2 separate regions of the Homo sapiens genome follow, and region 2 is linked to region 1. A link is an interaction called in ENCODE POLR2A ChIA-PET data of the cell type or tissue named here. Cell type or tissue: MCF 10A. All regions are shown on one strand. Links, peaks and the distances in the headings refer to the core of each region. The heading gives the core; the rest is flanking DNA. Region 1 has its middle 38 kb from the start of ADAMTS5. Region 2 overlaps LOC102724355 (a long non-coding RNA gene).

Region 1 (2,932 bases), core at 93-2,592:
TGGCTTATTGGAAAGCTATTGATTTTATGTGTTTACCTTGTACTTAAGTGTGTTTCTAAACATTTATAAGTTCCAATAGATTTTTAAAAAACAATTCCCATGAATTTTCTGTAGTAAATTATTTGCCAGTATAGTATGTAAGTCTTTTTATTTCCTTCCCTTATTTTATTGTCATGCCCAAGAATTCTAGTAAAATGTTAAATTTCTGGCTTAAATGAAAGTGCTTCTGAATTTTCTCCATTAATTACTGTTTTTAAGATGAACTTTTTACAGATGTATAATCAAATAGGTCTAGATTTCTAAGAAGACCGTTTTGTTTTATAAATCAAGAATGGCTATGTAAATTAGTAAATAATTTTTGGCAACTGTTGAATTGATAATATCTTTTTCCTTCAAATTTTAATATAGTAACTTAAATTGACATATTTTCTAAAATAAAAAGGACCTTATTCTTGGAACAAACTCTAGATAGTTATAATATATTTTTAATGTACAGCTGGATTAAATCTGCTAATATTGTCATAGGATTTTCAAAACTTTATTCACAGGTGGTAGAGTCCTGTACTTGATTGTGTGTGTATGAGTGTGTCTATGTGAGTGAGTATGCACTTTATTCTTATTTGCTTGTATGATCTTTCTTTGTTATAATTCTTATTAATTATAAGAATTCTTATTAATTATAACTAATTTCAGGGCTACCCTTGCATTAACCTCTTTCAAGTCCTGTTATCTAATTTTGTATTCGTAAGTGTGTATTCTCTTCTCTAAAAAAGATATTCCATGATTATGTAAACAATGGATTCCAAAAGCTTGGATCACTCTTTGAGTTGAGCATATTAATGTTTGTCAACACAAGGAAATTCTAACCATAGAAATAGCCATATTGGTTTCAACTCTGGGGACATGGAAGATGCAATCATCATGCTTCAGTGGAGCTTCTCAGCTCTAACTTCCAGTACCTACCTACTCAATAGGCGGATATGGGACAGGAATTAGCCATGAGATAGCAGTTTATATGGTAGAAGGTGGATTGCTATGAGATTCTTGCATCTTATTTTGATAGATCTTTCTTGTTAAATCGTTGTTGATTATATCACAATAAATTAAATTATAGAACTGATTGTACTGCATGAACTCAAAATTTTGTCGATCCTAGAAAATGGGTTATAGATTTGATGAGTTTCCTTCCTTTTGCTATAAGCTCCATGATGGGCTCTCCATGATGGCAAGGACTGTATCTTGTTCGCTGTCTCTATTAGAATGTGAAACACATACTAAATAATCAGTGATTATTTGAATGATTCTTGAATAAGGTTTTCCCAGAACAAATAACATTGTTTGTTTGGAATACATTACAAACTCAATACACGGTAAAGTGTGGACAAGCGTCAGGAAGAGTTTATGTCTTGTAAAGCTGCTTAATGACTGCTAAAGATAAATTTTGCTTGGAATTTCTGGATTAATATGTTTAGATAATAAAATATTTTTATTTATTTTAAAAATTATTAGGTCTGTCTTACAATGATAAAGTCATCGCATCTTAGCAGCTTTGATTCAGAGATAGGAAGCAACCAGGCAAAAAAGTTTTGACATAATATAAGAACAAGAAACTTAAAAAGGAAAAAGAAATATTAAAAAATATAAGAACTCTAATTCAATTTATATTTAAATTTTGTAATCTAAAATATAAAAATTAAGAATATATAATCCATGGCTCAAATAATACCCATCTGGGCTTCAATATATTCCACGAATCAAATTTAGATATTGTTTGTCTTGAGCAGAGCGTTTTTTCACCAGAATACCTTTTTTAGTTGAAAAAGCAAAGGCAAATGAAAACTATAGAAGTTCTAATTGCTAATAAAGAAATGCCATCTGAAAATTACAGATAATTTTATTTTAAAATTTTATTTCAATAGTTTTGGGGGTACAGGTGGTGTTTGGGTACATGGATACATTCTTTAATGGTGATTTCTAAGATTTTGGTGTACCCGTCACCGGAGCAGGGTCCACTGTACCCAATATGTAGGTTTTCATCCCTCACCCCCCTCCCACTCCTCCTCAGTGAGTCCCCAGAGTCCATTATATCATTCTTATGCCGTTGCATCCTCATAGCTTAGCTCCCCCTTATAAGTGAGAACATGCAATATTTGGTTTTCCATTCCTGAGTTACTTAAAATAATGGTGTCTAGCTCCACCCAAGTTGCCACAAAAGATATTATTTTTAGATGTGTTGGAATGATTTGATTATTACTCTATAAAACAATGACCTGTCCCTTTGGTACAAGTCTTTAGCATACTTGCAGCCTTATAAAATATAATCAGATGATAGTAAGCCTTTTCTTTAATGAATTTGTCCTCACTCTACCCTTTTTCTCTTAGAGTATTTAACATAAAATAAAACTGATTATTTTTTCTCATACAATATTTAGCATAAAATAAAACATTATTAAACCATGTTTATGGCAGCCTTGTTTGATATCTCATTTTTTCTTAATTAAAAATTTTATGGCTCTCTGAATCACTTAGAATGAATTTTCTGAAGAGAAACATCAAGAACTTACATCTCATTTCTGTTGCTTTTTCAGGAAATCTCATTTTTAGAATCTGTTTTATTACCACTGTTGTTTACCAGACCACAGAAATATCTCCTTTGACTGTCTAAAATCCATCTGCACAAATTATTTACCAATCATCCTTTTAATGTGTCTGTGTGTTTCTTGAAGCTAGAGATAATGCTTTTTAGTCCTTTAAGCCATACCCTAATAGAGTAAGGCTTAAAGCAATGCATAAGAAATAGCAATACACAAGTAATATTAGTCTCTTTATTCACTCCCCACTATCATCTACTTCCTGAAAGCAGACTTTTGCTTCAATATATTCTAGCTGTCAAACATTATGGCACATTTTTCTGTTTCTGCCTCATTAGAAA
Region 2 (2,932 bases), core at 257-2,756, 260 kb after region 1:
GTTATGAATGCAGAATCTCAACTGCCATGCCGAACCTACATTTTAACAACATCCTCAGTCCTGAAGATGCCATCTATGGTAAAGCATTGATCTAGAAGACTTTCCTCCATTGGGTACACAGTTGGGCTACACAGCCTATAGTCTCTTCCTGTTCTGTGATTTCTGTCATGTATTCTGATTTTAAAAGCAATTCTGTCCTTCCTTAGTTTGTCTCTGTCTTTTAAAATTTCAAACACTAAGTGAAAAAGCCTAGTGAACTTTTAATCTTCATGTTAAGTTTAATTTTATGAGATTATTTTCGTATGACATCACTACTTAAATCATCTACATAGTAAAAACTTCAAAGTGCAACTTTTTGAAAATAGCTTTGTGATTCATGAATGGTATAATTGAAATATTGTTTTAACAGTACTTCAAAACCAACAAAAACAATACTATCTGCAAAATGTATGTAACACTCTCCCTGTACCACAGCCCTTTCTTATAATTCACTGTTGACTCATGGAGAATCACTGTAGATTTTGTTTTTCTTCACTAATAATTTACTGTAGCTGGCTTGTGAAAACCGCATAGGGAAGAAGAATTGTTGCTTTCTTGCTATGTCTTGCTTTTACTTTAGTACCTCCATTTAAAAGCAAGTTAACTGTCTCCTATTTTAATTACTCAGCTTTCTCTAAGGTCTTGGAATTTTTCTTCTGAGACAACTCAAGCCTTGTTTTACTTTTAAATGCCTGCTGAAAGTAACAGTGATTTGTTTATCAACAGAGTAAAGAATTGATAAGCTATGGTAGTAATTATTTTTATTTTTTTGTTTAGAAAGCACATTCCTTGAGTTTTCCTCCAAATGGAAAGAATTTTTAATTGGCATAAATATGATACAGCTCCCTTGTAACTGAGAAACATCATAGAAATGAATAGGGCTTTGAGTAAAACAATGTTTCTCATGACCTGATATTGTTTTGTTTGTGTGTGCAACAACTGGGCTTTATAAAAAATTCTACTGTCAGCAGTGGTACATCACAGTTTACAATCTCTCCCTTCCAAAGGGAGTACTATCACTACTTAGAAAAGTAGCTGATTTATGGCAAGAGGCAACAAATAAGAAATCATGGTTTTTATAGTGAAAGAAAGATAGAGTTTAGTGTAAAGTTTCTCTTATTTGAATTGGAGAAAGATTTGCTATTTGTGATGAACAATATACTTGGCAATATAACTGAAGACTTGCTAAGTCAAATAGTCTATTGTCTCATGACAACTACATTGTGGACAAAAAAAACATGTAAAACATGTTTCTCCTTGCTTTGCAAATTCTTTAATAACACTTTTACATGTGAGGCCCAAATATGAGAGTGATATCAAACAGTTTACATTTGTGTTCAAGTGATAACCTCAAATCCTACTAATTAGTATATTTTTTTAATTTACCACTTATCCACTGTGTTCCTTTCCTTTCTGTTCCTACTGACATATCTTTAAAGTATCTATTTATTTAAATAAGCTTAGTCCTCTATTTGAAAACTATGAAAAAAAATCAACATAAACTTTTCAGCAGCATGGAAGACTATTTTTTAATTTTTGAAAACAAAAACATGTTTTAAAATCTTGCTGCTCAAATGGTATTCCTTTGGGGTCCTGGAAGTTTAAGGTATTTTCTCATTTGTTTACAAATTACAAATTTACAAATTTTCTCTTAAGTGAAACAACTTCTTGCAATCTTTTCTTATGCAATTCTTGGGATTTGCAACATGACCCTTTTCTTTAGCCAATCCACTTTTTCAGACTTGTCTCCTTCCCTCCCTCTCCCTTGAGTCACTAGTCCTGGAGCTTCTTGAGGTTGCTGAATCACCACTTATCTGCAGGCCTACTTGACCTCAGCATCCTTATTGACAGTATTCCTCTGCTTGAGGATCCTTTCTTTTCCATGTCATGTACCCATGCATATTCATCTTTCAATATCTGCATCTAATAGGTTTTATTAGGTTATTTTCACACTGCTATAAAGAACTACTTGAGACTGGGTAGTTTATGAAAAAAAATGATTTAATTGACTCACACTTCCACAGGCTGTACAGGAAGCATGGCTGGGAGGTCTCAGGAAACTTATAATCATGGCAGAAGGCAAAGGGGAAGCAAGTATTTCTTACCATGGCAGAGCAGGAGAGAGCAAGCTAATGGGAAGTGCACACTTTCAGACACACTTTCAAACAACCAGATCTCATGAGAACTCCCTCATTGTAAGGAATACAGTTGGTGCAGTGGGAGTCACCCTTGAATTACTGTAACCAGAAACATCAGTATCACTCACTGTCACAAAAACAGCAAGGGGGAAGTCCACCCCCATGTTCCAATCACCTCCCATCAGGTCCCATCTCCAACATTGGGAATTACAATTTGTCATGAGATTTGGGTGGAGACATAGAGCCAAACCATATCATATGTGTTATCTCCATAACTATTTCGATGGTAATTCAGCTAGAAATTCTCTTCTTCTGCTCTTAGAGCTTATGATTCTTTCTTTCACTAGTAAGCCCTCAAAACATGGAGATTTGGCTGATACTCTCCACTGCTGTGTATAAGTTCACTCACTGACTCATCCATGGCTTTATTATGTATTCATTATTGTATCCATTATTGTATTGAATAAGTGTTAAGAACTTTTGGAAGTCACTTTTTAGAAGGGAAAAAAGGCTATGGCACAATCAGTCCTTGTAAAAAGTGCAATGAATGTTATGGTAGAAGAGATATGTGTGATCTTGCCTGGTGGCTCCAGCAGATGAAACAAATGACATAGAAATATATTAACCTGCCATTAATGGGACATGTCACATCATTTTTTGAAAGCTTATAAAATAATGCAAACTTAGTGTATGAGGTTGGCCTGTTAGTATTTTTTATCTATTAGTAGGAGTGTTTTCGTTTGTTAGAGAGAGAA

The links. ChIA-PET counts read pairs that join two places held together with the same protein. Peaks named below come from ENCODE experiments on the same cell type or tissue, not always from the same donor. Only the 100,000 strongest peaks of a DNase experiment are listed, where the experiment ranks them.
Region 2: POLR2A ChIA-PET joins it to region 1 with 5 read pairs; 2 of 35 experiments call an interaction of 5 or more read pairs at or near these places.

What each region holds. Positions count from the first base shown.
Region 1 is chr21:27,003,921-27,006,852 of GRCh38, forward strand. No RefSeq gene overlaps it. Among named protein-coding and RNA genes, the nearest start is that of ADAMTS5, 38 kb to the left of the region's middle. In MCF 10A, for the core only: no CTCF peak of the experiment used is centred there; no DNase peak of the experiment used is centred there.
Region 2 is chr21:27,268,039-27,270,970 of GRCh38, forward strand. The region is part of intron 1 of LOC102724355 (a long non-coding RNA gene); the gene reads right to left. Among named protein-coding and RNA genes, the nearest start is that of ADAMTS5, 300 kb to the left of the region's middle. In MCF 10A, for the core only: no CTCF peak of the experiment used is centred there; a DNase peak (open chromatin) is centred at 1,813.